Linked DNA regions of Homo sapiens: region 1 is linked to region 2. Evidence: read pairs that join two places in POLR2A ChIA-PET (ENCODE). Cell type or tissue: B cell. All regions are shown on one strand. Each heading gives the region's core, and the rest is flanking DNA. Links, peaks and the distances in the headings are about the cores only. Region 1 has its middle 24 kb from the start of MAGEF1. Region 2 has its middle 61 kb from the start of EPHB3.

Region 1 (16,518 bases), core at 7,848-10,347, 63 kb before region 2:
CTCATCTGCCCGGACTGAGTGTCAAGGCCCGCACCTGGGAGGTACTGTCGGCATGGCCACAGGCAGCGGGAAGGGGAAGGAAAGATAGAGTATCTTCTTTATTCATAGCTTTTGTTTTTCTAATTACAAATACTTATGGTGGAAATATTGGAAGGTTTCACAAAAATACAAAGAAGAAAAGGAATTCTCTACAATACTGGCACCCAGAGGCAACCATGGTTAACAGTATAGTATGGCTTTCTATCTCTAGTAATCTTGTTTTCACTTGCCCAGGGTATAAATGACTTATCGCTACTTTAACAGTGAGTTACAATGACACTGAGCCCACCTTGTACAATACTTTCCGCAAATACTTCTGAGAGCTCTAGTGGATGTCTCACATGATGTCACAAACCCATGTGTCCACTGCAGTCATAACTAGGGCTCATGGAGGCCCAGGAAAGGACCCTCTGCTGGGAGTGTGCCTTGAGGGGTCCCCAGCATCCATGGCTGCCGCTTCCTCTAATGCCAGTGGAGTTCTGGAGAGATGCTGGGTTCCCTCCAAACTGGATACAATGTCCTTTCCCGCAGTCTGTGCCAAGATATGTCACCTAGATCCCAAAGCAACAGTGCCAGGGCCCTTCAGCCTCCTCAGGAAGGCTGTCTCTGTTTCTATCTCTTGCATCAACTCTCCCAAATTCAGCTGAAAATAGCCGCCTCCATCGGGACAAGTCTAGGCTCCCTCCGTCCATAATTTCTCTCCTCAAACCTCAGGGTAAAAAAGAAGGGAAGGCAGACCAGGTTCCCAAGGCAGGGCCATCTCCATCGCTGAACCAGAACAGTTAACATCTGTATTTAGGCTGACAGTAACTATAGAGTTTTAGGTTCGTGTTGATTTTCCCAAAACAAAGCAAAAGTCTGCCCCAGAGGTGAATTAAATTCTCTACCTCTAGCAAACTGCTAGCAGTTTTGCTCCCTTCCCCCAGCTTTTTTTTTTTTTTTTTTTTTTTTGAGACGGAGTTTCCAGGCTGGAGTGCAATGGCACAATCTCGGCTCATTGCAACCTCCACCTCCCAGGTTCAAGTGATTCTCATGCCTTAGCCTCCCAAGTAGCTGGGATTACAGCTGCACACCACCACGCCTGGCTAATTTTTATATTTCTAGAGACAGGGTTTCACCATGTTGGCCAGGCTGCTCTCGAAGTCCTGACTTCAAGAGATCCTCTCACCTTGGCCTCCCAAAGGGCTGGGATTACAGGCGTGAGCCACTGTGCCTGGCCCCTTCCTCCAACTTTTCTAGCCTTCTCCTCACCCTTTTTTAAAACCTTAGGGTGCAGCTTAGCCAGGGATGTCACCTAGTGTTAAAGATGGTGAAAATGTAGGGGAAAGGTTAGAACGGGGAAAAGGATTCCAGGCAAGGGAAACAACTCCGCCAACAGTGGAAGGGTAGCCGGAGTGTGCATTGTGCCCCAGGAACAACGAGGGGACTGATTATGCTGGAGCCAAAAGTCTGGAGGAGAGGAGAGGGTGCTGTGGATGGAGAGGAGCCCCTGGGGGAAGCGGTGGAGGGAGGGAGGGAGAGCAGTGAGCTCATGGAGATGCTTGAGGAAGATGGACTGGCTGGTTGTGAAGGGGGAGGTTGGAGGCATGGAAGCCAAGTGGGAGGCCTCTGCAATAGTCCAGATGACAGCTTGACCAGGGCAATGGCAGCAGGAATGGGTGTGGGAAAGGATTGGCTGGGGGAATAACTTGAAATGGTTTGATAATGGATTAACTGTGGGAAATGAAATGGAGGAAGATGTAAGATATGACTCAGTGTTTCCAGCTGAAGCACCTGGAAGCGTGGCGGAGTCACTTGTCAGAACAGCTGGATGCCTGGGGAGATCTGGTTTGGGGGCAGGAAGGTGGATATGGCTTCAGGCACACTGAGCCTCAGTTGCTGAGTTGGACAGTCAATGGACACTTAGAAATGGGGCGGAGGAGGGACAGTGAGGCTGGGAGTAGACACTCTGAGTCACCTTTTTAGAGAACATAACCAAAATCATGGGCTTTCTCCTTGGGAGACAGTCTAGAGCAGGGAGAGCGGGAACGGGACTCACCTCTCTTCTCACTCTGCAGGAGGAAGCAAGAATGGTGGGAGTCCTAAGCGGATCACTAAACAATGCAGTTCTGCTCCCACAGTTGCCTGTTGAGGGCTGGTCCTGGGTTTACCTTCTAGATCCACTTTTACAAGTGACCTGGGGGATTCTGGGAGGGTCTCAGCAGGGAGCAGCATGGCCAAGATGTCACAGAATTGGGAAAGAAAAGCTGCAAGTTGGTGTAGGTGGGTGTCAGCAAGGGGTGGCTGAGGATTCTTTGTGTGCACTACAAACAGAACTGCAAGCGAGAGTCACGCTGCAGCTGGAGAGACTCATGACAGACCTAAGCCAAGGCTTTAACGGGCCAACTCCTAGGATTCCAGACTGAATGACCTTTTCTCTCTATTAGTGGGCCTCCTTGCTCAGAATGGAACAGGCAATGAATGCCACCTTTAGTGAGACCTGAGATATCTCTACAGCACAAGGCACATCCTGGGGGGAGGAGATTATCACCTGGGGAGAACCCACACATTTAGACCTCTCAGACACATGGGACACCCCACCCAGACACAAACACATACTTGGTATATACATGCAGAAACAGCTCCACCAACTCCATAGGAAACATGAAGAAAAAACATCGTTTGGCAACTATCATGTATCAGGTATTTTGCTTAGAGCTTTCCAAGCATTTGCATATTTAGTCTCACAACAGTTGTGAGAGAAAGAGATTATTTTCCCATTTTATGGAAAACCAAGGCTCAGAAAATATTTTGCCCAAGATCACATGCCTGGAGAATGGCAGATGTTTCCTGACCCAGGTCTGCCTGGGCACGTATGTGTTATTCTCCATTCCTCGCCTGTGTGTGCACCGTGGACTCATACACACAGCACTTACCCATCCCCTCCGGACACGAAATTCCCATCGACCTCACATTCCTCGAGTGCACGGATCTTCATTCTGTTCACAGGTGTATCCCTAGCATCTAGAACAGTGTCTGGCACATAATCCACACTCAGTAAATATCTTGTTGCTGTGTGAATGCACACACACACACACACACACACACCCTTCACATACACTTACATACACATACAATCTAGCATCTGAAAGGAGACCCCTGCTGGGAGAACCAGGCCTTCCCGGCTGCCCCCACTGGCCTACTCCTGGAAGGGAGGCCTCACACCATCAGGCCACAGCTGGTCCCCCAGTCTCCTTCCTGGAACAGGCGACCAGCTCTCTCTCTAGCCTTAGGAGGGTCCACCTCCTTCTTTTTTTAGCTCAGTGAAAACGAAGAGTTTCTCTAAAACATCTTTGCTGAGAGAGAAAGTAGAAGAAAATGAATCAAGAGACTATAAGCACTTGAGTGGGTGAGTTTACAAGATTCTTATCTTAAGCGATCCTGGCTGGGCTGCTGGAGCGATGGGCTCACGGAGACCGGGCCCTGGCTTGGATGCTCTGGCCTCATTAACTCAGAAGTGAAGGGGGTGGGCACAGCTGCTCAATCTGGGAGATCCTCTCTTCCTCCAGATCCTGCTGCCGCTCCTGCTCTCAGGCCATAGACCCTTCTGCCATTGTGGCCTTGAGCTAATTGCAATTTTATACCCTCCTTGCCATCTGCTGTGCCTTAGGCTGTAAACCAGGCAGCTCCAACCCAAACCATTCAGTTGGACTGTGTCAGTCCCCTGCTGAAAACCCCAGCAGTCTTCGTTCCTTCCTAGAGACCCAAGGCTCTGCCTGGGGTGACTCCTGCCTGGAGCCGCCTCATTCCACTCCACTCCTTCACTGGGTCTCCAGCTCCATTTGCAAAGCAGTTCTGAGTGATTTACCAGAGCCTAGGAAATAATCCAATCCTTCTCACACCCCTGCAGCCCCTGCCACCAATACACAGACACACACACACACACACACACACACACACACACACCCCAAGCCTTCCCAAGGCTCTACTCATTCAGACACCTCAGATGACTCCAGATCAGACTCTGGACCAACATGTCAATATCGCCAAGGCCTCTGGATTAAAATGTAAATTCCTGAGCTCTCCCAAGATCTGCTGAAACAATCTCTGCGGTGAGGCCCAGAAGCCAGCACTTTTAGCAAGCTGGGGAGCAGTGCTCACACTCCAAAGTCCAAGAGCACCACCCCGAATCTAATAATTCCACACACATCCCAATGCATATATAATAATAACAGCTAAAACATTTATTGAGCACTTACTATGTGCCAGGAAGTATTTTCACGTATTAACTTGTTTACCCTCACAGTGGAGTTGGGGGGCATGCTGTTATCCCTGCTTCACAGCAACTTGCCCACGTTCACACAGCCAGTTGGTGGGAAAGTCAGGAATGGAACCCAAGTCCCGTGGCTTTTGAACCTCCATACAGCCACCACACTTTTTCTAGTACACATAAGGGTACACCCATGCGGACTCCAACACCTACCACACACAGGACCCCACCCCTCAGATCTGCTCACCAAAGGGAGCCCGAAGTCCAGGGTGTTGTAAAAGGCTCCTGGTTTCTCTTTCACCCCAAGTCTGGCCTACTCGTGTCTGAGCTGAGAGCCAGCAGCCACAGCCAATGGGGCCAGGGAGTTGGTGAGCTGCGGCTCCAGGACTTTGGCAGCAGCCACAGGCCCCCAGGCCCAGCACTGCCTGCCTCAGTGAGTGTGCCCACCACAGGCCCTGACTGCCAGGGGCCCTGCACCCTGCCCGCCGGCCCCCCCTGCCCAGCGTGTCCTGGCTTCCCGAGACCTGAGCCCCCTGACAGGGCCCTCCCGGAATGCTGCAGTCAGAGAGCAGATGTGCTTGCAGCGCTCTCCAAAAACGAGTCTTCTTAGGAATCCTGCCATGGGGGAAAGGCAGGGGTTGGGGGAGGGATTGGAAAAACAACCCAAATACCATAACACAGAAAAGCAATCCAAATAAAAAGCAGCAACTGTGTGTCTGGAAGGAATAAACTGAGGAGGAGAGGCGCGGAGTTGTGCAGCGTGGCCGTGAGGCTGCCAGCCCTGGCAGCCCGCAGATGGGGGCTGGGCAGCAGCTGCCAACAGGCCACGGGGCTGCTCTGGCCAGGGGCTGGGGCACTGGTGGAGCAGAGTCTGGGCTGACTCGGGGGCATAAGGCGTGACTCGCAACCCGAAGCTTCCTCCTTCCCGGGGCTCCGGGTGCTGCCTTCGGCAGTCCCCAGTGGGCCACAGAGAGGAAGTGTGGTCTCAAAGGGGGCTTTTGGAGCCCCAGCCACCCCATGACCTATCTGGAGGGTTCTTCTCACCCTTCTCCACCTAAAGGGTCTGCTTGAGACCATGGAAAGAGCCAGAATGATGCCCCTTCACACTGGCATTCTGAGCATAGGGCAGGCGGCAGGGGTCTCACAATAAGGCAGGGGAGCCCTGACTGTAGAGGAGAGAGTGGGAACAATTTATTCTGGGGCCACAGAATGCAGAATCACAATGCTGGGGTTCCCACCCAGCCCTCTCCTGACGAGCAGGGTGACCTTAGGCAAGTCACTTACTCTTTCTGAGCCCAAATCTCCTCGATGTCAAATGGGTACAATGAAGTTTTCTCTGCTCACCTCAGGGTAGAACAAGACTGATAATGATCGTGAGAAGCATTTGGAAGCAGGAGCTGCTGTCAGCTCCCGCTGTCCTTAGAAGCTGGGTATGAGGTGCAGAGCCGGGCGTGTATCGCACCGCGATGCCTGTGTTTCTCTGAAAGAGGTGTCACTCCCATTTCACAGATGAGAACCGTAAGGCTCAGGGACGTTAAGGAACTCTGAGAGCTGGCAGATGACAGAGTTGACTCTGGAGCCCATGTCCTCTCTCCTGAGCCACATTGCTGGAGGGGAAAGTATTCTGATATTGCAGTCCAGTGGGCAGGAATGGGCAGTGTCACCACTGGTGAGCCCAGGGAAGAGGCAATGCCTAGAGCCCGGGCAGAGGAGACTGGCTGGGAAGGCTGGCAGCTGGTGGCAGGAGCCCTGTTTGGGCTCGGGCCTGGGTGAGAGGCTCAGTGGAGTGAGCTGTGCCCAGACCTGGAGGAGCCGAAGTCCCCAGTCCCCTATGAAGGCCTGGAGGCTGGCACACCAGCCGGGGTAGCCAGGAAAAGGGCAGCACCCAGGTGACAGAGGGTGTCAAGGCGCTGTGAGGAATTGTGATACAGGTCAGGGCTGAGGAACCAAGCAGGGAGCACATGATCTGCGAAGCGAGGCAGCGCAGCACCAGAGTGTTAAGAGAGGCGGGAGGAGCTGCACCGTCGATGGGGCCAACATGAAGAGAGGCCTAGGCAAGTCCCCGGGTTGGCCCAGGAATAAAATCCACAGCTGCTGCGGGGCCCTCCTCTCACATCACCTTCCTTCACTGCTCCGGGAGGAGGAGGGGGCTTCTCCAGGCCTGGGCTCGAGCACAGAAAGCAAGTCAGTGGTATGTCACAGGATGTGGAGCTGAGGAACGGGGTTTTAAGATGTACTTATGAGCTCTGTGACCTTAGAGTACACACTTACCCTCTCTGTGCTCAAGAGAGCCAAAACCTGGGCCAGGTGCAGTGGCTCACACCTGTAATCCCAGCACTTTGGGAGGCCAAGGCAGGTGGATCACCTGAGGTCAGTAGTTTGAGACCAGCCTGGCCAACATGGTGAAACCCCGTCTCTACTAAAAATACAAAAAATTAGCCAGGCATTGTGGCGTGCACCTCTGATCCCAGCTACTCGGGAGGCTGAGGCGGGAGAATCGCTTGAACTTGGGAGGCAGAGGTTGCAGTGAGCCGAGATTGCGCCATCGCACTTCAGCCTGGGTGACAGAGTGAGACTCCGTCTCAAAATAAATAAACAAAGATAAATTTTTTTAAAAAGCCAAAACCTAGACAGGAGCAAAGCCGAAGGTGCTTTCCCTCCAAGCCCCTGCCTGTTACCTCCTCCACGAAGCCTGTTTCTCTGGCAAAGTGAGTGAGCGGCTCCCTTTCCAGCGCCCTGTAGTGCCCCGCATGTCTCCCACAGGCCTTCCAGGCAGTTGTGACCGCTTCATTCTGGCAGCAGGTAGCAGAAGCGCATGTCTGTTGCCCCATCAGGGCTGTGGGCATCTTAAAGGAACCCCAGCTGGTGCCTGACAGAGGGGCTGGTAAATGCTTGAGAAATGGAGGGACTAAATGAACAGAATTTTATTGGGGAGCTTCCTAAAGGTAGTGGTTGGATCTTTAAGGAGTTGATGTTTTTGGATCATACTTTTTCTTTAAAGAAATCAAAGCTCTTTCTCGTTCCCAATGCTTGGTCTTAGCCGTACCCGTTTCTAAATGTTAGAATTCTCTTAACAATGTTTATTTATTCATTCCACAAATGTTTCTTAAGCATATACTATGCGCCAGGCTAGAAAGCAAAATCTTAGAAGACATGGCCTCTGTCCTCAAAGATGTAACTATGAAGTGGCCAGAAATGGGTGCAGACAAGCACGTGGATAATTTTAAGCTATGACCCTCTGGAGGATTCTATAGGAACCCATGAAGGAGGCTCCACCAAATCCATCCAGGAGGGACCAAGGAAAGACAAGGCTGCCACGTGTGGCTGCACAGGTCGTGCACTGCACAAGCCAGGATACCTCTTGGAGTTGTGTGATGCGGCGGTCTAGTCCTTCCAGGCCAGGAGCAACTGAAGCGCTGTTGCTGCCCCCACCCCAATGCCCAACCCCATCCATCTATCTGGTCCCAGAGCATCTTTCCCCTCTGGCTCCTCTCCTCAATAAAAATTCCTTTGTCCGACCTTCCAGAGGTTTCTTTAGAAAAACTCTCCAGTAGTTCTTGCTGTCCCCTTTCTCCTGCCAGCTCTATAAAGCAAGCTGGCTCCTCTCAGAGATTTACGTTTTTGGGGAGTGTGAGTCACGGGGAAAGAACTCTTTCCACAGCTTTCTAACCTTTGATGTGACCTCCAATACCCTGTGGCTAATACAGAGTGATCTAAATCTCACAAAGCTCATACACACAAGAGCTGCACTGCATTGGGCCGTGAAAAAGGCCTCTGGCTAGCCAGCTCCTGCCACCAGCTGGAGGAATGTTCTCCATTCCCACCTACACCAACAGCCCTCCTCCAAGATCCTTCCACTCTCCTGGCAGCTCCTGCAGGGGCAGTGGCCCAGGGCCCCAGTGGCTGGGAGAGAAGGTTTGCTAAGCCCTCCCCCGACCCCATGTCCCACCAGTCCATAGCTGGACCCAGAACCTCAGCTCCTCCAATTCTGGCAAGAAAGGCCTCAGTTGTTGAGCAAGAGAGAGAAAGACTGGAGAAACAGACATCTAAAATACAGCCTCCTTGATGAGAAGAACAGCTGGGACCAGAAAGATGCTTGTGAATTATGGGTGACATGACTGTTGAGGTCATGCCTGATGTGGACACAGGCGGCTATGGGCCTGGCTCAAACTGAACTTTCTGGAGGTTTTCCTGCAAAGCAGAACGATGTAAGTGAAATCTACTTTTTCCATAAAAATGATGGCTTTTTGAAGACCAATCCATCAGCAACAAATTTAATGAGCTAGAAATGACATGCCTGCTCTCCACACACTATACCTCTTTCTCAAGCAGGATACAGAACAAGCAAGGCAAGGTGGTAACTAATGAGATAATATCAATGAAACGCCTCGCCCAGTGCCTGGCCTATAGTAGGCGATCAATAAATGCTCACTGTTACTATAATGTTTTATTTTACTATTTGAGCAATCCCTGAGAGAGGAACTGAGTAGTGCAGAGAGAGGGGCTATAAAGTTTCCAGGAACTAGTCTGAGGGCCTGCCTGCCCGCGCGCCCGGGGAGGGGCCCGGGAGACCTCCGGCTAGGGTTTCACATCAGGAAGTTGGCTGACTGCGCAGAACGACACTTGCGCGCTACTACTGCTCATGCTGAAAATAGCACCACCACACAACCGGCCACAAAGGCAGGGGGACAGGCAGTGGCAAAACCGAAGTCATGGCCGGCTTCAGGATACTCAGTCTGGGATGGATGCCCTTTCCTTCCTCCCTCCCCTCCTCCCCATTCCCCATAGCAATCTGGAAGTCAGAGGGACTCAAAGCATGTCTTTGTCACTGGGTTTGGGCCCCACAGGCTGTGGGGTCCTGGGCCACCACACCCTCCCAGGGCAGGGAAATGGAGCCTGGGCTGGCTGCCAGCAACCTTCTCCTGGTCTCCGCAAACCCGCCCCATCCATCCCTCCCGTTCTAGGAAGTAGGCCACATGGACATTTGACCCAGACTCAAGTCAGGAGAGGGAGTTCCTTTCCTGCCCCTCTGAACACTGCGGGGGTCTTGCACCCTGGAAAGCCTTTTCAGAGGTTTCTCTTCTCCCATGGCCGGGATGCATCAGAAGGGACACAACAGCAGGAACCTTGGTTCTCTTTCCCGAGGGTTGAGGCTGGGTTGTGGGAAGGACTAGGTCATATTCTGCTGGGCAGCCACCTAAGAGGCCCCAGATGTGGCACCAGCTAATCCTCCGTACTCTCAAAACACCACCTTTGACATTGAGGCATCTGCCTTCTCAGCCTGTTAATCTCTTACCCAATACCCGGGGAAGATTACCCACTACGAGTGCAGTGGCGCGATCTCAGCTCACTGCAGCCTCCGCTTCCTGGGTTCAAGCAATTCTCCTTCCTCAGCCTCCTGAGTAGCTGGGATTACAGGTGCCCACCACCAGGCCAGGCTAATTTTTTTTGTATTTTTCGTAGAGATGGGTTTTCGCCATCTTGGGCAGGCTGGTCTCGAACTCCCGACCTCAGGTGATCTGCCTGCCTCAGCCTCCCAAAGTGCTGAGATTACAGGGGTGAGCCACTGCACCCGGCCTCTTTTTTTTTTTTTTTTTTTTTTTTTTTGAGATGGAGTCTCACTCTGTTGCCCAGGCTGGAGTGCAGTGGTGCGATCTCAGCTCACTGCAGCCTCCACCTCCCGGGTTCAAGTGATTCTCCTGCCTCAGCCTCCCAAGTAGCTGGGATTACAGGTAGTCCCACCATGCCTGGCTGGTTTTGTATTTTCAATAGAGACAGGGTTTCACCATGTTGGGCAGGCTGGTCTCTAACTCCTGACCTCAGGTGATCTGCCTGCCTCAGCCTCCCAAAGTGCTGGGATTACAGGCGTGAGCCACTGAGCCCAGCCTCCCCTACCACCAGTCTTGTTTCCCCACCTCCCTTTTAGTGAATTGCTCCCTTTCTCTACTGAACGGAGAACCAAAAGGACTTCCTTTGGGCATGTGCAGGGGCTCCAGACACAGGGAGAAGCCCCAGGAGGCTTCCTAGAGTTCATGTTTACTACACTTATGTTTAAATTCCAGGATTTGTGGTCAGGAGACATTGTTTTATCACTTACCTCTCATCATCATCGTCATTTACCCTTTAGAACCTCTGTGGCCTCATTTGTGAAATGGAGATAATAACGTCACCCACAAGGTTGTTGTAGAGAGGAGTAGATGAGGTACGAGAAAGTACTTTCCAAACTGAGGGGCCACATAATACTTATGATTATTATATTGCTGTGAGTTTATAAAAGCAGCCACTGTCCCTCAGAAATACCTCCAACGCTTGTGTATGTTGTTCAGGGAAACACTCCCAGAGCCTTCTAGACTGGAGACTGGAGTCTGTCCCCTAACTCTGAGATCCTATGGTGGGGCGTGGCCGGGGCTGGAAGGTGGGGAGGGGGCAAGGTCAGCCCCCTCACTGTCCTCATTCAACCTCCAGCAAGGACAGTGATTATAACCCCCTAAGAAACAGCGACATTCTCTCCCCAGGAAGAATGCACTTCTGAGGGATTACCTCACCCCTTCAGAGCCAAAGAGACACAAAGAAATGGCTAAATAGCCAGCCTGAAGTCACATGGCTTTCCCAGCCCCAGCCCCCCACACTCAGCCGTGAGAGCAGAGCATTAAAAGAGGCCAATCCCTAAAGTCAAGTCCAGGGTCCTCCCCCAGCCCCAAGAGCCTGGCTTAGGAGGGGCCAGGAAGACAGAGGCACCAATAACAGCTATTGTGTGTCGAGGCTGTTCAAGGTGCTTTATGTCCATTTTCTCTCCCTTGACCCAAATCACAGCCCTGTGAGACAGGAGTCATTATGTCATTTTCCAGATGAGGCTCTGACTGCATTTAATTTTCCTGAGGTTGTTCATTTAGTAAGTGGCAAAACTGGATGAGATTTGAACCAGGGTCTGATTGGGTCCAAAGCTCATGACCACTCCACCCACTGCCTGCTTTATCTGGGGACCAACCTAAAATGCCAGGGTGGGCAAGGCTATCTTCTGGGTGGGGCCTCCCACCACGCCGGGAAGAGGAGAGAGCCTCAGAGAAAAGGGAAAGTTGTTGACTCTCAGTGACCACAGTTCTGGACACCTATCAGCCCTGCAGGCACCAAAGACCATAGGGCTGCCTTTGCACCCGGCTGGGAAAAGGGTCAAGGTTGGCTTGCTCCAGAGCTGGGCTCTGAACCCAGGGGAGGCACTAGGAGCCCCATTAGGGGAAAGTACACCTGCTGCAGTGGTCTCCCACTTCCCCTCCTGCTCCCTGCAGAATGACAGGGACCTGTCCATGGGACCGAAAGGACCCTGTTCCTGGAGCACAGTTGGAGTGAGGATACAGCCCTTCTGTCTTCCACTGCCAGACTGGGTGTGGGAAAATCTGACCGAGTCACCACCCCAGAGCAGGGCCTGGTGGCCTTTCCAGCGGGCTCACAGAGCCTCCCACCTCTGTTCCTGTCCTCTTCTAGGAAGGTGTGGAGGAGACAGAAGATGAAGGAGTGCGGGTCAGATTCGATGGTTTTTGTTGGGATGGATTACCCCCAAAGGAATTTTTCTTTCCCTTTATTTAAGTCCTATAGACACATTACAGAAAATTTGGCAAATAAAAGAAATAGAATTACGTGTGATTTCACCATCATATCACAACTGCTGGGAACATTCTCATGTATTCCTCCCCCGCTCTCCTACCTCTTTATTTTCCTTTTTTTAGTGTTTAGTAATGGTGATTATGCTACTTTTAGAATGTGGATCGGATGCTGCCCCCACTTCGCGGCCATCATCCTTGTCTTTCCGTGCCACTGTGCGGTTTGCCCGTCCTCCTTCTGAATGGCTGCAGGTGAGTCCATCATGTGGGTGGAGGCACCTCTGACTTAAGAACATTTGTATTTGAAGTCTTACAAAAGTAGAAAAACTGAATCCCGTTTAGTCAAGCCTTTAACACACCACCTATTTTGAAAACAAAGCAATTACATGGACTCAGAGCTGGTCCAAAAAATCCAGGCAGCCCTTGGTGGTGGCAGATTGGGGAGGGGACCTGCAGGTGGTGGAGGCACTAGTAGGGTAGGGTTAGGGCACCTGCCACCCACCCAGGAGCCACCAGAGTCAGGTCTCTTGCCTTCTTGACCATGAAGGACCTGTGCTCTCAATAGTGTTCCTGGGTCAGAGAGTTGCTAAGAGAGACTGAGTGTGGGAGAATGATACATTAGAATCCAAGGAGCCTCTCTCATTCGCCCACTGTCCTTTTCAGAGCTGTCCTGTCCTTGTTAGAGGCCTGCCTGCGGAGGGCAGCCCTGAAACTCCCCTGGCTCTGAAACTGCTCGGCGCACAGCAGAGCGCAGCACAGACCCGAATCCTTATGGGCCCCGAGGCTAGCTCTCCAGCCTCTCAGCCTGCTTTTGGATACTCTCAAACAGGTACTCTGGGATGGAGGTGGCGGCACACCTGTAATCCCAGCACTTTGGGAGGCCAGGGCGGGTGGATCACCTGAGGTCAGGAGTTCGAGACCAGCCTGAGCAACATGGAGAAACCCCCGTCTCTCCTAAAAATACAAAATTAGCTGGGCATGGTGGTGCATGCCTGTAATCCCAGCTACTCAGGAGGCTGAAGCAGGAGAATGGCTCAAACCCAGGAGGCGGAGGTTGTGGTGAGCTGAGATCGTGCCATTGCACTCCAGCCTAGGCAACAAGAGCGAAACTCTGTCTCAAAAAAAAAAAAACAAAACAAAAATTAGTTGGGTGTGATGGTGCCCACCTGTAATCTCAGCTACTCGGGAGGCTGAGGCAGGAGAATAGCTTGAAGCCAGGAGGTGGAGGTTGCAGTGAGCCGAGATCATGCTACTGCACTCCAGCCTGTATGCTGTACGCCCAACCTGGGCAACAGAGCGAAACTCCATCTCAAAACAAACAAACAAACAAACAAAAAACAACTCAGGTACTCTGAGGTTTAGTCAGTATTTATCAAGGGGCTGCTGAATGCCTCATTTGAGAACTGTTGCAAACAGGAAGAAAGCACCCTACCCCTGGACGTGTAGATTCTTGTGACTGAATCACTGAAAGCAAAGGCAGCATAGTCTAGGGAGCAATGGCTGGAGTCAGGCTTGCCGGGGGGTTGAGTGCTTCCTCCTGGCTCCCCTCCACTGATTTAACAAGTAAGTTACTTTAACCTTTCTAAGCCTCAGCTTCTTCATCTGCAGAATGGGGTTAATCTAATTTACCTCGCCGAGTTGTGATAAGGATTAAAGATACTATACGTAAAGTGCCAGATGTTCAGGAAAGGTGTCCAGGTAGGCATTCAGGAAAGTTGGTTATCATTAAAGTAGCACAAAACACATGTAAAATGCTAAAGGGACAGCATATAAAGCACAGGGTCAGAGCATTGAGGGGTGAAGGAGCAACTGGTTCTTCTGGCGCAGGAATTCTCAACCCTTGCTATGCATTAGATTACCTGGAGCCCTTTAAACTATGCTGATGCCCAGGTCCCAACCTGACCAATTAAACTCACCCTGACTCCGATTAAGAATGGAGTCCGGCTGGGCGCAGTGGCTCACGCCTGTAATCCCTTCGGGAGGCCAAGGCGGGCGCATCACCTGAGGTCGGGAGTTCGAGACAAGCCTGACCAACATGGAGAAACCATGTCTCTACTAAAAATACACAATTAGCCAGGCATAGTGGTGCATGCCTGTAATCCTGACTACTCAGAAGACTGAGGCAGGAGAATTGCTTGAACCCAGGAGGTGGAGGTTGCAGTGAGCCAAGATCACGCCATTGCACTACAGCCTGCGCAACATGAGCAAAACTTTGTCTCAAAAAAAAAAAAAAAAGAGTCCACTCACGCCTGTAATCCCAGCACTTTGGGAGGCCGAGACGAGTGGATCACCTTAAGTCAGGAGTTCAAGACCAGCCTGACCAATATGGTGAAACCCCATCTTTCTAAAAATACAAAAATTAGCTGGGCATGGTGGTGTGCACCTGTAGTCCCAGCTATTTGGGAGGCTGAGACAGGAGAATTGCTTGAACCCTGGAGGTGGAGGTTGCAGTGAGCTGAGATCGCACCACTACACTCCAGCCTGGGCAACAGAGACAGACTCCCTCTCAAAAAACAAACAAACAAACAGAAAAAGAATGGAGTCCAGGCCTGGGCATATATATATATATTTTGTTGTTGTTGTTGTTGTTTGTTTGTTGTGTTTTTTTGTTGTTTTTTAATAGAAAACTTCCCAGGTGATTTCTGGGTGCATCCAAGGAGAACCAGTGCTCTAAAAAGTGTTTTGAAATGTGATTTGGAAAGGACAAGGAAGGAAACCAACACGTATTGAGTTAACTGCTCTCTGCTAGTAGATTTCACAGCTGTTGGCTTATCTCTTTCTCCTAGTAATCATCTGAAGCAGGTACTTTTAATCCCATTTGGAACAAAAGGAAATAGAGGTTTGGAAAGGTTACATACCAAATAGCACCGAAAGGGAAATCTGCCCACAACCCAGCCCAGGTACTTTCACTGCATGGTGCTCCAGAGCAGGCTGGCTGGTAGACATTACTGCAAGCCAACATGGGAGCCACATGGGTAATTTCACACATTCTAGTAGCCACATTTAAAATGTAAAAAGAAACAGGGGAAATTCATTTTAATAATATATTCTATTTAATCAAATATATCCATATTATTTTAACATGTAATCAATATAAAAATTATAAGCATTACTAATGAGATAGTTTACATTTCTTTTTTTTTTTTTTTTTTTGAGATAGAGTCTTACTCAGGCTGGAGTGCAGTGGCATGATCTTGGCTCACTGCAACCTCTGCCTCCCAGGTGTTCAAGTGATTCTCCTGCCTCAGTCTCCCGAGTAGCTGGGATCACAGGCGCCTGCCATCATGCCCAGCTAATTTTTGTATTTTTAGTAGAGATGGGGTTTCACCATGTTGGCCAGGCTGGCCTCAAACTCCTGACCTCAGGTGATCCACCCACCTTGGCCTCCCAAAGTGCTGTGATTACAGGTGTGAGCCACCGCGCCCAGCCTACATTACTTTTTTCATGCTGAATCTTCATTATCTGGGTGTATATCTTACAGCACATCTCAATTGGGATTGGCCACAAGTGCTCCATAGTCATGGGTGGTTGGTGGCTGCCATATTGGACTGTCTAAAGGGACGGGTGACCTGGAGCATCTTGAGCAGATAATAAGAGCAGGTGGTGGGGGCTGAGGACTTTCAGGCAGTAGGGAATAACCGCGGGTTCTTGAGTGAGAGAGTATCCTGGCACAGCGCTCTCACGCTGTGGAGTTTGGAGGCTGCCAAGGAGCTAGAACAAGAAGTTCAAGGACAATGAGAGATCGAAGGAGGAAACCCCAGCAGATGACCAGCCCCACAAGTAGGACTGGGAGCCTTGGCCCTTGCCCTCACCTGAGACTGGAGGAGACCCCAGACGGGGACTGTAAGTATGAATTTACCTCCATGGGGAGGTAGGCAGGTCACCTTGGCAGGCCCTGGTTGGGAGAAGGCTGTTGAGGACCCAGGGGCTGTTTTACGGTTCCTTTGGCTCCCCATTCACGGAAGCAGACTCACACCAGATCCCTCCTGCCTGCTCCCCCCACCACTCCTGCAGCCCATAAAGGGTAATGAAGCTGAAGTTAAAACAGTCACATGAAACCCACTCATTTGAAAGGGCACCTGCTTTAAAGGCCAAATTTCCTGAGCCCAGGTTTATACATTAAGCTACAGAAAGACCTAATTAATTCAGACCCCACTCACTCTGAATTTGGGATAAATTCTGCCTCGGGCTGGTCTGAAGTCTTTCCTTTTGCACTATCTATGAAGAAATGGTTTGCTAAGCAAATAAATAGTGCAGGCCAGATTACAGAGACAGGTCTGGCTTACTTAACTGTTTTTAAGAACTTTAAAAATCACTTTAGCAGCCTCATTCCCAGAAAGTTAATGAGATCATTACAGCTGGTCCTTATCTATTTATTTCAGCATTTCAGTTTTCCAAGCACCTTTATACCCATTAGTTAATGTGACCTGGGGTGGGGAATCCTGTTATTTCTCAGCTTCCAGCAACAGACTTAGTGCCTGGCACACAGTTGGTACTTAATGTTTGCTAAATGAAGGAAGTAGGCCTGGTAAACAATACTAGTCCCATCTTACAGATGAGAAAAAATGAGGCTCAGAGAAGTTAGTTATAATATATTCTGTCCTGGCCACAATGGCTTTGGGGTGTCCCTAG
Region 2 (16,518 bases), core at 5,137-7,636:
CATTGTCCGTCTAAACTCCACTGCTTCTGGCCGCGGCTTCCCCACTCCGGCTCCATGCTGGCTGCTCCTGAGTTCAGCTTTGGCCCTTAGTCTCCAAGGGGGCTCACTGGGGGTTCACTTAAGTACAACCTCTGCCCAGCATATTAAGGAGAGCCTCCAGCGGCCATTCTGTATGCACATGCCAGCCGCCTGCTGTCACGAGGAGTGCCTCCCCCGTGGGCTCCATGCTGAGCTCCTGCGCTCTGTCCCAGTCCTAGCACCTTGTGTGCTGTTTGCCAGTTTCTGGCCTGTTCTTCCTGCTCCTCGTAGGGATGCCATATTCTGCGCCCGTGGAATAAAGGCAGATGCGTGTTATTCCCTGCTTTGAGCAGGAGGCTGAGAACAGCTTGCCCCTTAGGTGGGAACAAGACACATCGGAGCTTTCTGTGTCATTCCCTCCCTCTGCTCTCTCGCCGAGGGGGCTGCCAGTCCATGAGCAATGTCGGGGGACTCCACTTCACCTCCGCATCGCATGAGACAGCAGCTCCAAGCGGGACCTAACTCTGCAGAAGGGTCTAGAACAGGGTTTGCGGGCAGGCACACCTCAGTTTGACTCTCCGCCCTGCATTGTGTCTTTGGGCAAGTGGTTTATTCTCTTGAGCTTGAGTTTCCTCATCTATATGAAGGTATATTCACACCTTTCTCAAAGGGACAATGAGAGAATGTATTAGCAGATAAAGCGCCTGCACCTCGTAGGCATTTGGAAACCGGGCTCATCGCTGTGACTACTAGACTGACTCAGGGGAGCCTGGACAGCATCCTGTGTTTCCCAAGCGTTGGAGGCGCATCAGAGCCACTTGGAATGCAGCTTAAAATGCAGATCCCTGGGCCCAAGGCTTTTGCATCAGTGCGTCAGGCCTCAGGCCCTCCATCTGCCCCGGCTTTGGAGTGCCAGAGCTACTTGTGGGAAGGCTGGGCTACCCCAGCCTCCCAGCCCCTTCCTGCATTTATTTCAGAGCTACCGAGGCCTCAACGTGCATAGGGCTCCCAGAGAAGCTGTCCCAGGTGAGGGCCAGATTGAGTTTGACATCGTCGTTGCCAGAGAGCACCCTGGCCGCCGCTTTGGTTTTGATTACAGGCGGCCCGGCACCGGGCTACTAGCCATGGCCTCTTCACCTGAACTGCCGGCATGAGGCACAGATGCTAATCACACGGGTAAGTACTTGCAGATTTCCCAGGAACAACAAAAATAATTTGTTTGCTCCATGGCTTGTGAGGAGGGAAGCTGGGCGCTGGTGACTGGGTGGCTTGTAGATTAGGCCCATGGCCTTTCACCTCCTCCTCCCCCTGCAGGCTGATGCTCCCAGCGGTGCTGATTAGAAGCAGGAGAAATTAAGATCCCCTTCTCACTCCCTACCCCCGACAGGCGGGAGAAGGTGGGGGAGGAGAGAGGGGCTCGGCTGAGAGGCTAAGCCAGGCTGCAGACATGTAGCCGCGGTCCTGCCCGTGCAGCCTGGGCCTGTGGAGACAGTAGGCCGTGAGCAGGAGGCGGGGGCCTTCTCCGCCTTCCCTCTGAGCGTGCTCAGCCTTGCTGTCAGTGCTGAGTGCGATGCCAACCGGCACCTTTCTTGGGGTCACAGCAGCTCAGTCCTTCTTTAGCTGAGCAGGGCAGGAGAGGGACAAGAAGGGATCACTCAAGGGGCTGCTGGGACTAGGGCTGCTAAGATCTCACAGAACTGTTGGGATTAGGGCAGCTGAGAACTCACGGGGCCGTTGGAACTAGGGCAGCTGGGATGGGTCACCCCCAGCAGCCCCAGGTGGTAGCCTCCGGGGCCTGATTATTATGGGGGGCAGAAGCGGCACCCTACCCAGCTGAGAAGAAGGTCAAGCCATCTCCTAGGTGTGAATGGCGCTATGCAAGAAGAAAGTGAATGTGGAAATTAGTCAGAGCCCATCTGCCCAAGAACAACAAGAATCTCTCTATGAGAAGTCAGTCATCAGGCTGGAAGGACGGCAGCGTCCTCCCTCCTGGCTTCCTTCTGCCTGGGTGTAAGGAGGAGGGCAGGATAATTGCCATAATTATTATTATTGTTGTTAGCTCTTATACTTTTATGTGCCTTAATGGTTTTTACATACTAATGGTCACTACTTATCAACGGCCTACTGTGTGCCAGACAAAGAAATCGGGGCTCTGCATGTATGATCTGGCCTAAAGGGTAGAAATCACTAGGTCCCTGTTACAGAAGAGGACACTGATGCTCAGTGAGACTACATACCTTGACTGAGATCAGAGAGGAAGATGCAGAAAAAGGATGTGCAACCAGGGCCCCCTGTCTTCCCCTCGTGTCAGGTGACAAGCTGTCCTTCGATGGGCTCTTCTCCGGAGGCCTGCAGGGGCCAAGTCACAACCAGAAGGCATCCAAACACAGGTGAGTGAGGGGACTGGGGGTACATGTCCCCTAAAGCAGTGCAATGATGAGCAGGCTTACGGGGGTTCCAACCTTATTCTGGGCTGGTGGAAACACCCTCGGAATAAGCTTGCTATGCTGCTGAGAAGAGGGTCCTTCCCAGGCCTCACACCGCTCTCTCCCTTCCTTCCCTGCCTTAGGCTGCAGGTGGCTATGGAAGGGAAATGGAAATTGTCTGTGCAGGGTAGGAACCTGGCCTCCCCCCAGTGCAGAGCTGGATAATTACACAGGTAAAGGGTCAGGGTAGGTGCAGGACCTGCTCTGCCAGTAAACTGGGGGCAGGGGTGAGTGAGTAAAACAACACTGTGTCCCTCCCACCATCAGCTCTCTGTGGCCCCTGGACTGACTTCTTTCTTTCTTTCTTTCTTTCTTTCTTTCTTTCTTTCTTTCTTTCTTTCTTTCTTTCTTTCCTTCTTTCTTCTTTCTTTCTTTCCTTTCCTTCTTTCTTCTTTCTTTCCTTTCTTTCTTTCTTTCTTTTCCTTCTTTCTTCTTTCTTTCCTTCCATCCTTCCTTCCCTTCTTTCCTTCCTTCCCTTCTTTCTTTCCCTTTCTTTCTTTCTTTCTTTCTTTCTTTCTTTCTTTCTTTCTTTCTTTCTTTCTTTCTTTCTTTCTTTCTTTCCTTCTTTTTGAGTCAGTTTCACTCTTGTTGCCCAGGCTGGAGTGCAATGGGGCAATGTCGGTTCACTGCAACCTCCACCTCCTAGGTTCAAGCGATTCTCCCGCCTGAGCCTCCCAAGTAGCTGGGATTACAGGCACACGCCACCATGCCCAGCTAATTTTTGTATTTTTAGTAGAAACAGGGTTTCACCATGTTGGCCAGGCTGGTCTCCAACTCCCGACCTCAGGTAGTACACTCGCCTTGGCCTCCCAAAGTGCTGGGATTACAGGCCTGAGCCACCACGCCCGGCCCCCCAGACTCACTTTCACACTGTATCCATTTACATCTTTTCATTCTGGTTTCACTAATCAATAGGCCTGTACAATCCCTTCAAAAATTGTTGAAAAGCTGCTAGTTTTGGAGAATTTGTTCAAGGCAAGTAACTTCTGACCAGGGCCCACCCCCTTCCACCTCTCTCCTTCTGCCCCTGGGCCGAAGACTTCTACCTCTCAGCCGTGGAGAAGGAGGTCTCTCCTGACATCATTCAGCCTGTCTGAGATGACCCTGTTTGCCCATATTTGTGTTCCTTCAAATTAAGGTGATTCATTAAACCTCTGGCAGATTTCATTTTTATTCCTTGATAAGAACTTTCAAATAAATATATTCAGCCATGGAAAGAATCCTTTGACAGAGCCATGTCCTAATTTTGGCTCGGGTACTGTAGTTGTCAAGTTGTCAGCTGGGAATGTGCAGGAGAGACCGGGGCTGCTTCCCACCCCCACCCCCCACCCCCACACTGCAGACTTTGTGGGAGGGAAGTGAGCAGGTTGACCTTGACTCTGGCTACTTGGAGGGATGCAGGGGAGGTCTGGCTCTACCTCCAGGGGCTTAGGAGCAGCACCAAGGTCTCAGCAGGCCCTGCAGTCCCCAGAGCCTGGAAGAAGACGTTCCTTCTTTCCCCTGGGAGCCTGTTCAGAACGTGCTAAACCCAGCCCCAGAGTAGCCTAGAGTTGCCTGCCCAGGGACAACCCCCGTCTGCAATTTCTATTCTGAGCAGGGCAGAACCTGCGTCACTCCCAGCATCAGGTGTCCACAGAGGAGGCCACATGCTATTGGAAGGCACCTTGACAGAGGCTCCACACGCTAGAGTCTATCCCCAGTTTTGCTACATGATGGGCTCTATTTATTTATTTATTTATTTATGTACTTTTGAGACAGAGTCTCACTCTGTCGCCCACGCTGGAGTGCAGTGGTAAAATCTCGGCTCACTGCAACCTCCGTCCTCCAGGTTCAAGCAATTCTCCTGCCTCAGCCTCCCGAGTGGCTGGGATTAGAGGCATGTGCCACCACGCCCAGCTATTTTTTTTGTATTTTTAGTAGAGACGAGGTTTCACCATATTGACCAGGCTGGTCTCGAACTCCTGGACCTTGTGATCCGCCCGCCTCGGCCTCCCAAAGTGCTGGGATTACAGGCATGAGCCACCGCGCCCAGCCTGTGATGGGCTCTTTGCCACACCTCTTTGAGTGTTCAAATGGAAGACATTTATTAGGCCCTTACCATGTTACCAGATTGGCAGTTCTAAATCTTCCAGCAACTCTGGCATCCCTATTTACAGGAGAAGACTGATACTCAGAGAGATTAAGTGACTAAGACCATACAACTGGGCTGGGTGCGGTGGCTCACACCTATAATCCCAGCACTTTGGGAGACCAAGGTAGATGGATCACCTGAGGTCAGAAGTTCGAGACCAGCCTGGCCAATATGGTGAAACCCTGTCTCTACTAAAAATACAAAAATTAGCTGGGTGTGGTGGCACACACCTGTAATCCCAGCTACTTCGGAGGCTGAGGCAGGAGAATTGCTTGAACCCAGGAGGCAGAGGTTGCAGTGAGCAGACACTGCGCCACTACACTCCAGCCTGGGTGACAGAGTGAGACTCCATCTAAACAAAAAAAAAAAAAGAAAAGAAAAAGAAAAAAAGACAATACAACATACAACTGGTAAGGGAAAGAGCCAGAAATGAATCCAGGACTCTTGGCTCAAAATTCTCTTGAGACCTCAAAGGGAGCCAGCAACAGTGTATCTTGAACACAAGGTCCTTTTTCAAGCTGCTCTTGAAAAAACAAACAAGGCTCAGGGACTATAGAAGCAGCTCTCAGACTCTGAGGGCTGTTGGGAGCATCCAGCATCAGAAAGAGGATTCCACCCACACTACAGGTGGGCAGGTGGTAAATGTCTTGAGCTGTGGAAATCCAAGTCACCAGTTCCGAGAGAAAACTTAAACTCTATCAGGACGGGAATCTGAATCCCAGGTGCTATCTGAGAGAGACAGGGCAAGGTGGTGGAGCCTTGCCTCTGTTAGGAAGCATTTGACTGCAAGTAACAGAAAATCTGACTAACAAGGGTTTAATCAAATAGGGAGGATAATTACCCCCCCAATTATCAAATAATGATTATCAAATAATCAAATACTTCTCCCACATAATAAAAAGTTAGAGGTCGATGGTATTGATTCAGCCACTCAAATGGTGATATCAAGAAACCAGGGTCTTTCTGTCTCTTTTCTCTCACCCTCCTGTGTTGCCTGTTTGTGCTAACGCTTGTCCAACCCTATAGGTGTCATGTGGCTGCCGCAGCTCCAGGCATCACATCTGCATTCAGGGCAGGAGGAGGAAAGAGAGATGGCATCAATGACATTTTCCCCTTTAATTGGGATATTAAAAACCTTCAACTTCCTAGTTCAAAGATTTAATAAACTGGTTAAAAACCTGAAAGGAAGGAAAGAATTCTTCCACGAGCCCAAAATGGAGTCACATGGTCACTTTTAGCTGCAAAAGAAGCTGGGCAAGAGATTATCTGGCTTTTACCTTCTATGGTGGGAGAATAACATGAAAGAAGGAGACTGTGAACGGCTTCTTAGTTTGCCAACCAGCAGAATCTGCCATAAAATTCTACATCTTGGCCGTGTCATGGTATTCAAAGGATAAATTGCAGAAGTCTGTCCTGGTCAATGCACCTTTATACATGCTGTTTCTTGGAATTGGGACCCCCATTCAATTTCTATACCTCTCATATTTGCCTAACAAAGCCCTCAGTGTATTCTGAAACTACTTTTAGAAGCAATTTGGCAACATGTTTCAAGGGCCATAAAAGTGTTCATAAATTTTGACCCAGTATTTCCACTTCTGAGAGTTTATTTGTTCCAAGGAAATAACCTAAAAGCGGGGGGGGAAAGACCCTACATGCTCAAGGATGTTCATTGCAGCATTAGTAATAAGAAACAACCTAAACAGCCAACAATAGGGGAATAGGTAATTAAATCAGAAGCACACTCACTGGATGGCAAATTCCATAGTCATTAACAGATGATGACGATACATATCACTTAGTAATGTAAAAAGAGGCTGTGATATGATGTTATACTAAACAACAACAACCAGCCAGGCACAGCAGAGCACACCCGTAATCCCAGCTGAGGAACCTGGGGCAGGAGGATCACTTGAGCCCAGAAGTTCAAATCCAGCCTTGGCAACATAGCAAAACCCTGTCTCTTGAAAAAAAAAAGAAAAGTGTGTGTGTGTGTATATGTATATATATATATATATACACACACACACATATATACACACACATATATATATACACATGTATATATACACATATATATATACACATATATATAATCAAATGTATTATTTGGATTGTATACTTAAATGATAAGTGTCTTGTGGACAAAGAATTGAAGGGAATTTACAAAAGTTGTTGGGTTAGGGCAGTGAAATTATGGGTGAATTGTTTTCTCTCCATTATTCAAAATTTCTGTGATGGTGTTATGTAGTTTTCAACATAATTGAGGTGGGGTTTAGGATTAAAATTATCCTGCTTTCAAGTCCCAGCTCAAACGTCACCTGCTCTAGGAAGCTTTCCTTGCATTTTCCAACCACATCTTTTCTGAAGTTTGTTTATTTATTTATTTACTTATTTATTTATTTATGAGATGGAGTCTTGCTCTGTTGCTCAGGCTGGAGTGCAGTGGTGCCATCTTGGCTCACTGCAACCTCTGCCTCCCGCGTTCAAGCGATTCTTATGCCTCAGCCTTCCGAGTAGCTGCCACTACAGGCACACGCCAGCACACCCAGCTAATTTTTGTATTTTTGGTAGAGACAGGGCTTCACCACGTTGGCCAGGTTGGTCTCGAACTCCTGACCTAAGGTGATCCACTTGCCTTGGCCTCCAAAGTGCTGGGATTACAGGCGTGAGCCACTGCGCCCGGCCTCTGAAGTTCTTCTTTTGCTGGACCATGTACTCTCCTGGGGCCATATGACCATGTCCAATTCTCCCTTATTCCCAACCCATGATAGGCACCAGGAATCAAGAAGGCCACACGGCACAGGCCAAGAACCCAGACTAAGAGCCTAGTATGATGGAGGTGGCGAGGGGTCAGGGATGGGGACAATCAGGAACAAGGCACAGGATCTAAGTTACAGGTCCAGGGCACCGGCAGTGAGTAGGGCTTGAGAAGTAGAGGCATAAAGCTGCCAGGCATTGAGTGACAGCTGGTCTTTCAAGTTATTTTAAATGCATTATTATTATTACATAAGTACAACACATATACATACGCACTGTAAAAAAGTTAAATAGTTCAGATAAAGCCCCCCTTGGCTCTCACACAGTCCCAGTCGCCTCCCTAGGGAGTGTCAGTTTGGTAGGTACCTTCTAGAGTATCTTTTCTCATGCACGGTTGTGAAGTGCGCATCCATGTTTATACAAACAGATCCATATTGTTTTGTGACCTGTTTTTCTCTTGTAATGAGACCTTTTCATTTCAGGATATAAAGGTCTCTCTCATTGCTTGGTCCCCAGAAAATCATTACTAGTGTACACATTCAAAGATGTATTTAGGGCTGGGTGTGGTGGCTTACACCAGCACTCTGGGAGGCCAAGGCGGGTGGATCACCTGAGGTCAGGAGTTCGAGACCAGCCTGGCCAAGGTGGTGAAACCCCATCTCTACCAAAAATACAAAAATTAGCCAGGTGTGGTGGCACGTGCCTATAGTCCCACCTACTTGGGAGGCTGAGGCAGGAGAATTGCTTGAACCCAGGAGGCGGAGATTGCAGTGAGCCAAGATTGCGCCATTGCACACCATCCTGGGCCACGGAGTGAGATTTTGTCTCAAAAGACAACAACAACAACAACAGAGATGTATTTGGCCCTTTCTCTACCGAGGAACATTTCAGTTGTTTCTGATTGTTCACATTTCCATCACTACTGCCACGACCCGAAGTGAAGGCGGCCCCTTGTACACTTGGAGCGTTTCTCTCGGCAGAGATTTGGAATTGCTCTTGCGAAGAGTTTGGGTGTTTTCCACTTTAGTAGGTACCGCCAGATCACACTCTGCAAATGCCAGGACAATTTCCATTCTTACCAATGGTGACGAAGGTATTCATTGCCCTTAGATTCTTCCCAACCGTGGCCATTGCCAATCTCTTTTATTTTTTATTTTATTTATTTATTTATTTATTTTTCAGATGGAGTCTTGCTCTGTCCTCCAGGCTGGAGTGCAGTGGCAGGATCTTGGCTCACTGCAAGCTCCGCCTCTCGGGTTGACACCATTCTCCTGCCTCAGCCTCCCGAGTTGCTGGGACTACAGGTGCCCACCATCACACCAGGCTAATTTTTTTGTATTTTCAGTAGAGACGGGATTTCACCGTGTGTTAGCCAAGATGGTCTCGATCTCCTGACCTCATGATCCGCCCGCCTCCGCCTCCCAAAGTGCTGGGATTACAGGAGTGAGCCACCGCGCCCGGCGCAAATCTCTTTTAAATTTTGCAAATCTGACAGGTGAAAACCATTAACTTGGCGTTATTTTTACTTGCATTTCTTTGATTACTAGTGAGGCTGGGCACGTTTTCATATGTTTATTGACTATCTGCAGTTCCTCTTAGGTGAATTGTCTATTCCATTCCCAGCACCCATTTTTTCTTTGGGGTTGTTTATCTTTTGCTTGTTATTGTAGGAATTCATTACAGATCCTGAATATTAATCTTTTTCTGTTGCATATGTTCTAGATACCTTCCAGTCTGTCACTTGTCTTTTAACAGTATTTACAGCGTCTTTTGTTATACACCAGTTTTGAATTTGGACATAATCAAATTTAGCAATCTTTTCCTTTATGGTTTCTGTGTTTTGTGTCTTGCTAAAGGAAGCCTTTCCTACCCCAAGGTTATAAACAAATTCTCCTATATTTTCTTTTAATAGTTTTATAGCTTTGTTTTTTTCACATTGAGCTCTCTAATCCATCTGGAATTTATTTCAGTGAATGGTGTGAAGCACGAATCTAACTTTATGGTTTTTTTCCACAAGGATAGCCAATTGTCTCTACAATACTTGCTGAAGAATCCCTCTTTTCCCGATTGCTTTTTTCTAGCTTTATTGAGGTCTAATTGACAAATAAAAATTGTATATATTCAAGGCCTACAACGTGATTATTTGATATACATTACATTGTGAAATGATTACCACAATCAAGCTAATTAACACGTTCATCACACAGTTACCTTTGTGTGTGTGTGTGTGTGTGTGTGTGTGTGTGTGGTGAAAACACTTAAGATCTATTTTCTGGGCCAGGCATGGTGGCTCACGCCTGTAATCCTAGAACTTTGGGAGGCTGAGGCGGGCGGATCACGTGAGGTCAGGAGTTCAAGACCAGCCTGGCCAACATGGTGAAACCCCATCTCAACTAAAAATACAAAAATTAGCCAAGCATGGTGGCACGCACCTATAGTCCCAGCTACTCAGGAGGCTAAGGCAGAAGACTCGCTTGAACTCGGAAGGCAGAGGCCACAGTGAGCCAAGATCGCACCACCGCACTCAAGCCTGGCTGACAGAGAAAAACTCCATCTCAAAAAATAAAAAATAAAAAACAAAAGAAAAACCGATTTTCCTAGCAAATTTCTAGTATACCATACAGTATAATTAACTATAGTCACCATGCTATACATTAGATCCCCATAATTTATTCATCTTATAACTGAAAGTTTGTTCTGCTGCTTTTAAATGCTACTTTATTACACACTGAATTCCTCTTAATGCAGAACCCCTTTTTCAGCTCTCTGTTCAGTGACATTGATCCATCTGTCTTGTCTCAGGCCAGCACACGATTTTAAAGAGTACAGCTTGGTAGTGTTTTGATATCTGATAGGGGAAGTCTCCCCTCATTGTACTCCTTTTTCAAATATTTTTTGTTTATTGCGACACAGTTACTCTTCCAGATTCGTTTTAGAATGGCCTTGTTAAATCTCTCCCCCGCCCTGCCCCAAAAACCCTGTTGTGATTTTGCCTGGCATTACTTTTTGAATTTAAAGAATTATTTGGACAGAGCTGACACCTGCACAGTATAAAGTGTTCTCACCCAATGGCTGCCTGTTTGCTTAGGGCTTATCATCTGTCTCAGGCCTGAGTCTGACTCAACCTCCCTGAGCCCCGGCTCAGTCATCTATGACACAGGAATACTATTTCCTGTCCCAGAGTTGGCGGAGGATTCAGTGAGAGCAAGCGTGAGAAGCACCTGATGGTGAGCTTCTAGAGGGCAAGCCTCTTCCTATTTAATTCTACAATCCAAGACAGGGAGTTCTTTGAACAGCCCCAAAGGGAACACAGTGTTTGTATTTAGGTAGACTCAGGGGCTATGGGGTGGAGGCAGGGGCCACTGGCATGGAAAAAGCAAACAACAAGCACATCAATTACTGTGTTTGCTACTTTACATATATTATCTCATCATATCATTTGTCCTCAGAACAAGTCTGTGAGGTAGGTACTGTCATCCTCATTTTATAGCTTAGAAAAACAAGACTCAGACAGTGGCCTGTCTGGACTCCGAGTCCAAGGCTCTAACAAGTTACCACCTGCACCCTCTGTCTTGCCTAGTTTGGGAGCTGATGGGAGCCTCTCCTTGTCATAAATGGTCCATAAGTGCTAGATGGTCAGCTGCTGCCTGTCCGAAGTCTAACAAGCCTAGAGTAGATTTAGCCCCCAAGATACCCACAGGAACATACAGCACTCAGCAGGATGTCCAGCCCATATGAGGAGCTTGTTGAATTGCGTGGAGACAAAGTTGAAATGCCATAATGTGAGTGCTCCAGATAGTGCAGGGATTGCTAGCTGCGATCAGAGGAAGAAAAGAGCTACATGGGCTAGGGAAACCGGGGAAGGCTTCCAGAGAATGTGGGACTGGAACTCGGCCCTGACAGAGAGAGAGGATTTAGACAAACAAGAAGAGAAGAGAGGATTCCAGAGTCAGAGTTAGTATAATGATTGCAGGTGAGCCCAATGGGCAGGATAGGCAGTAAGAGTAAGTAGAGAAAGGCATTTCCTGATGACCGAGGGCTGGCATGGGCTGGCAGTATCTCCAGGCTGGAGCAAGGCTGGGAGGCTGGAAAATCATGGACCTGATATCTTTTAGGCTCATTTAGCTCCCCACAGTGTCTTAAGGTTAAGCTTCACTTTCCACGTACAGCCCCCACAGCCAGTTGCCATGACACCAAAACATACAGACCAGCCTGGGAAGTCAGCAGGGAGGGGCAGGAAGGGGCTGCTTTCCTCGTGCCCTTTGTCTGCCCCACACTACATCCTGACCCTGTCTCTCCACCCTAACTTTGTCTCCCCATCCCATGCATGTGTGTGTATCTGTGTGGGCACTCAGGCATGAGCTGTGTGGCCTCGGGTGAGTCCCTCAGCCTCTCTGAACCTCAGGAGGCATAGGTTTTCTGGTATGTGCATATTCTCCTGGTCACAGGGCAGTCCACCTTGCTCCCACTGGAGACAGAAACAGCCTCACAGCATGGCCACTGTTAACACCCACACTCTGAGAGGAAAAGAGAAGAGAACCTAGTATGTGCCAGGTGCTTTACAGACAGGTTGCCAGGTTGAATTTGGAGGGTTAAAAATCAAAGCACATTAGTTCAGGTCCTGTAAGAAGCCAGATCCCAAGACAAGATTAGATATGCAAGAGATTTACTGGGGAAAATATCTGCGAGGGGAAAAGGGAAATGAGCCAGCAGAGGCGGGAACTTTCAGACCAGGCTGTGGGTCTGACCCTTGCCAGGAAGAGGGAGAAGGAAGGAGGGTTGGATGAGCAAAGTCTCAGACTCAGCACAGCTCTAGGAAAGTTCCGGTCAAACCAACTGGGAGTCCTTGAGCTAACGATGTCCTCAGAGCAGCCCTGCATCTCCCAAGATTGGTCCTGTCTTAGCGCCCCTGCTGTGCTCAGCCTTGGGTGGCAGGAAGCCCATGGGAAGCATGGCCTTAGGAGCCGTGGCCTTGGTCGATGACACTCCCAGCAGTAGGAGATCTGATGGGGCATTTTCATGGCTGCCATCCAAAGCAACGTGCACACCACCTGCTTGATACTGACATGATTTAAGCCCAAGGGAGGTCACATTTTGAGGTATAAAGATGGTGAGTTTGGGAAGACCAGGTTGTGGGGCTCCTCTGTTACTGACTGTGCGATCTTGATCAGGTTTTTTACTAACATGACTAAGTTTTTCTACAAAATGGAGCAACAATGCCTTTTTCATGGGTTGTTAAGAAGATAATCTGGGACCTGAAGCCTTCTCCCCCTACTCCAGTGGGGTAAAGCTGGATGGAATGGACTGATTGACAGCCTGACTCAGAGGCCCAGAGGAGGAAGCCCTTTTCTTTTTCCTAAGGGAGGGTTGAGAGGTCCGAAGACTGAGGAACAAGGAGAGAAGGCAGAAGCTCCCTGAGGCACACTCTAAGTGGACATGCTACGGCCACGCTAGAGGACAGCTCCAGATGGGTCTGCACCATCATCTGGACATCAAGTGCTTTATAATCTCATGAAGATTTACAGTTTCTACAATTATCCCAAAATAAAAAGTTTACTCACAAAATATATCAATTAAGAGTCCTTCAATTGCAAATGTCAGAAAATCCAACTAATTGTGTCTTAAGCAGTAAAGTCATTTAATTACCTCACATAATGGGAAGTTGGAAGGAGGGGTGTTTAGACCCTCACTGATGCCAGGGTTCGGGATCAATGTTTCTGCACTCTTCTTCGTCTCTGCCTCATGGTCACCAGGTGGCTGCTACAACTCCAAACATCATACCATCACACAATAGTGTCCCAAATAAGAGGAAAGAGGAAGGCATAAAATGGAGCATTTGCTTCTGGTTTCTTTTTTTTCAGGAAGAAAAAGCTTTCCCAGAAGATGTCCTCTTAACATCTCCTTGGCCGGAATTATACCACTCCTCAACTGATCACTGGCAAAGCTATCTCTAGGCACGTGGTTGCCTGAACAAGATCAGGGTCTGTTAGCAAAGAAGACTGCTGATTTCTCTGCTTCAGAGAGCAAGAAGACCCAGCAGTCTTCTTGGGTAGGCAGCAAGACTGTCTTGCTGCTGCTGCTGCTGCTTCTCCTTTTCCTCCTCCTCCTCCTCCTCCTCCTCCTTCTTCTTCTTCTTCTTCTTCCTCTTCCTCTTCCTCTCCTTCTCCTTCTCCTTCTCCTCCTCCTCCTTCTCCTCCTCCTCCTCCTTCTACTTCTCCTTCTCCCTCTTCTTCTTTCTTTTCTCAGGCAGAGTCTCGCTCTGTTGCCCAGGCTGGAGTGCAATGGCGTGATCTCAGCTCACCGCAACCTCCGCCTTCCATCTTGCTGCTGCTGCTGCTGCTGCTTCCTTTTCTTCCTCTTCTTCTTCTTCTTCTTCTTCTTCTTCTTCTTCTTCTTCTTCTTCTTCTTCTTCTTTTCTTCTTCTTCTTCTTCTTCTTCTTCTTCTTCTTCTTCTTCTTCCTCTTCTTCTTCTTCTTCTCCTTCTCCTCCTCCTCCTCCTCCTCCTCCCCCTTCTCCTTCTCCTTCTTCTTCTTTCTTTTTTCAGGCAGAGTCTCGCTCTGTTGCCCAGGCTGGAGTGCAATGGCGTGATCTCAGCTCACTGCAACCTCCGCCTCCCAGGTTCAAAAGATTCTCCTGCCTCAGCCTCCTGAGTAGCTGGGATTACAGGAGCCTGCCAGCACGCCCAGCTAATTTTTGTATTTTTAGTAGAGGAGATGGGGTTTTGCCATGTTGGCCAGGGTGGTCTCGAACTCCTGACCTCAGGTGATCCACCCACCTCGGCCTCCCAAAGTACTGGGATTACATGTGTGAGCCACCATGCCCCGCCTGTCTTGCTTCTTGTTGCACAAGACTGATGGTTCAGTTGCACAGTGGAGTACTTCTTGGGTAGGCTCTTGGGTAGGCAGCATGACTGTCTTCCACGGGAAGAATTTCTGGAAACAAAATGAATCTTTCTATCCCTCTGAGCATAGCTAAGTGAGCATAGCTAAGGGGTTACACAAGTCCATAAACACATACAGTGCAGTGGGCACAATGATAAATGACATGCAAGACACAGCACTCACACCGAGAAAGGAATCCATTCAGTTGATGCAGGGCAGGGGTTCTGGGTGTCGAGAATAGTGGACACAGTCCATTATAGTGCAGCTGACAGACTCTTTGTCCTGGGGGTGGGAACAGGTCAGAGAAAGCCTCACACAATCTACATGTGAGCGGAATGCTGCCGGATGAGTAGGAGTGCACCAGGCAAACTGTGTAGGAGTTAAGGGATTCCAGCTGCAGGACTCAACCCATGAAAAGCTACGTTTGTGCAGGTGAACAAATGGCTCAGTATTCCTAAAGGTGAAAGTTCAAGGGTAGGCAGTGTGTGAGATGAGTCCAGATCATTCAGGGGCCTGGAATTTGGATAACGGGGAGCCAATGAAAAGTTTTAATAGGAGACTAATTTAAATAAATACTCACTTTTAAGTGATTGTGATGACAATGTGAAGGAATCTCAAAAGCATTTTGCTGACCAAAACAATGCAAACTATATGATTCCATTTGTAAGAATTTCTATAGAAGAGGCAAAACTAATCTAGGGAAGAGATCAGAAGAGAGATTGCCCATGGGAAAGGGGATTGATTGAAAAGGATTCTAAGGAACATTCACAGAGATAATGGAAATTTTCTCTATCTTTATTGGGGTGGTGGCTACACGGATGCAATATATTTATTAAAATTCATCAGGCTGAGCGCGGTGGCTCACGCCTGTAATCCCAGCACTTTGGGAGGCTGAAGAGGGCAGATCACCTGAGGTCAGGAGTTCAAGACCAGCCTGGCCAACGTGGTGAAACCCCGTCTCTACTAAAAATACAAAAATTAGCTGGGGGTGGTGGCGGGTGTCTGCAATCCCAGCTACTCAGGAGGCTGAGGCAGGAGAATCACTTGAACCCAGGATGGGGAGGTTGCAGTGATCTAAGATTGTGCCACTGCACTCCAGCCTGGGTGACAGAGTGAGACACCATCTGAAAAACAAAAAACAAAAAATCATCAAACTGTACACTTAAAATATGCACATCTTATTGTATTCAAGTAATGCCTCAATTTTTAAAAAGGTATCCTGGTAGATGGATGGTAGGAGAATCTAAAGGTGTGGAACAATTGAGAAGGCTGCAGGTGTCACCCAGAAGGAGGACACCATGGCCTGGCTATAGCAGATGTTGGAGCAGAGTAGGACAGGGCTGGAGGAAGGTGCTGGTACCATCAGGAATAAGGCTGCTTAAGGGGCTGGATATGGAGGTAGGGGCGGGAGGGCAAAAGACTCAAGACAGCTTCTGGCTGCTGGCTTAGGTGACAGGCAGTCACTGAGACAGAGACCCCAAGAGGAAGAAGTTTGGGGGAAGAAAAAGTGAGCTCAGATGTGGCAACATTGAGTTTCTTTTTGTTTTTTCGAGATGGAGGCTTGCTCTGTTACCCAGGCTGGAGTGCAGTGGTACAATCTCGGCTTACTGAAACTTCTGCCTCCTGGGTTCAAGCGATTCTCCTGCCTCAGCCTCCTGAGTAGCTGGGATTACAGGCGTCCTCTACCATGCTCGGCTAATTTTTGTATTTTTAGTAGAAATGGGGTTTCACCATGTTGGCCAGGCTGGTCTCGAACTGCTGACCTCAGGTGATCCTCCTGCCTCCTGGGATTACAGGCGTGAGCCACCGCGCCCAGCCACATCATTGAGTTTCTGATGGAGATGTTCTTTAGGCCCTTGACTATGTGGATGCAGATTTCAGGAGAGATGGGCCAGGGAGAGTTTGGCCCTCAAATCTATGGAACTAGATGGGTCATCCAAAGGAAACAAACTGAATATGACAAGGTGGGAAGAAGCAGAGAGGAAGCCGGGAACAGAGGCCTGGAGGGTACTGACATGAGTGCTGGTCAGGAGAAAAGTTTCCAGTTCCAGAAACTAAGAAGGAAAGGCGAAATATGGGAGAAGTGCTGGGCTGGAGGACATCGTCTGAGGCCCAAGGAAGAAGAGGTAAATAATGGGGAGTGGTCAGTTGTGTTCAATGCGCAAAAATGCCAAACAGGATGGGCTCAGCAAGATGTGTGGATAGATCTGAGACCCGCACACACGGACGAAAGAGCCTGCATTCA

The links. Peaks named below come from ENCODE experiments on the same cell type or tissue, not always from the same donor. Only the 100,000 strongest peaks of a DNase experiment are listed, where the experiment ranks them.
Region 1: POLR2A ChIA-PET joins it to region 2 with 5 read pairs; 4 of 35 experiments call an interaction of 5 or more read pairs at or near these places.

Annotation. Positions count from the first base shown.
Region 1 is chr3:184,680,216-184,696,733 of GRCh38, reverse strand. No RefSeq gene overlaps it. Among named protein-coding and RNA genes, the nearest start is that of MAGEF1, 24 kb to the left of the region's middle. RefSeq lists enhancers at 5,777-6,277, 6,278-6,778. In B cell, for the core only: no CTCF peak of the experiment used is centred there; a DNase peak (open chromatin) is centred at 8,853; H3K27ac peaks cover 606 bases.
Region 2 is chr3:184,614,686-184,631,203 of GRCh38, reverse strand. No RefSeq gene overlaps it. Among named protein-coding and RNA genes, the nearest start is that of EPHB3, 61 kb to the right of the region's middle. RefSeq lists an enhancer at 802-1,473. In B cell, for the core only: no CTCF peak of the experiment used is centred there; no DNase peak of the experiment used is centred there; H3K27me3 peaks cover 702 bases.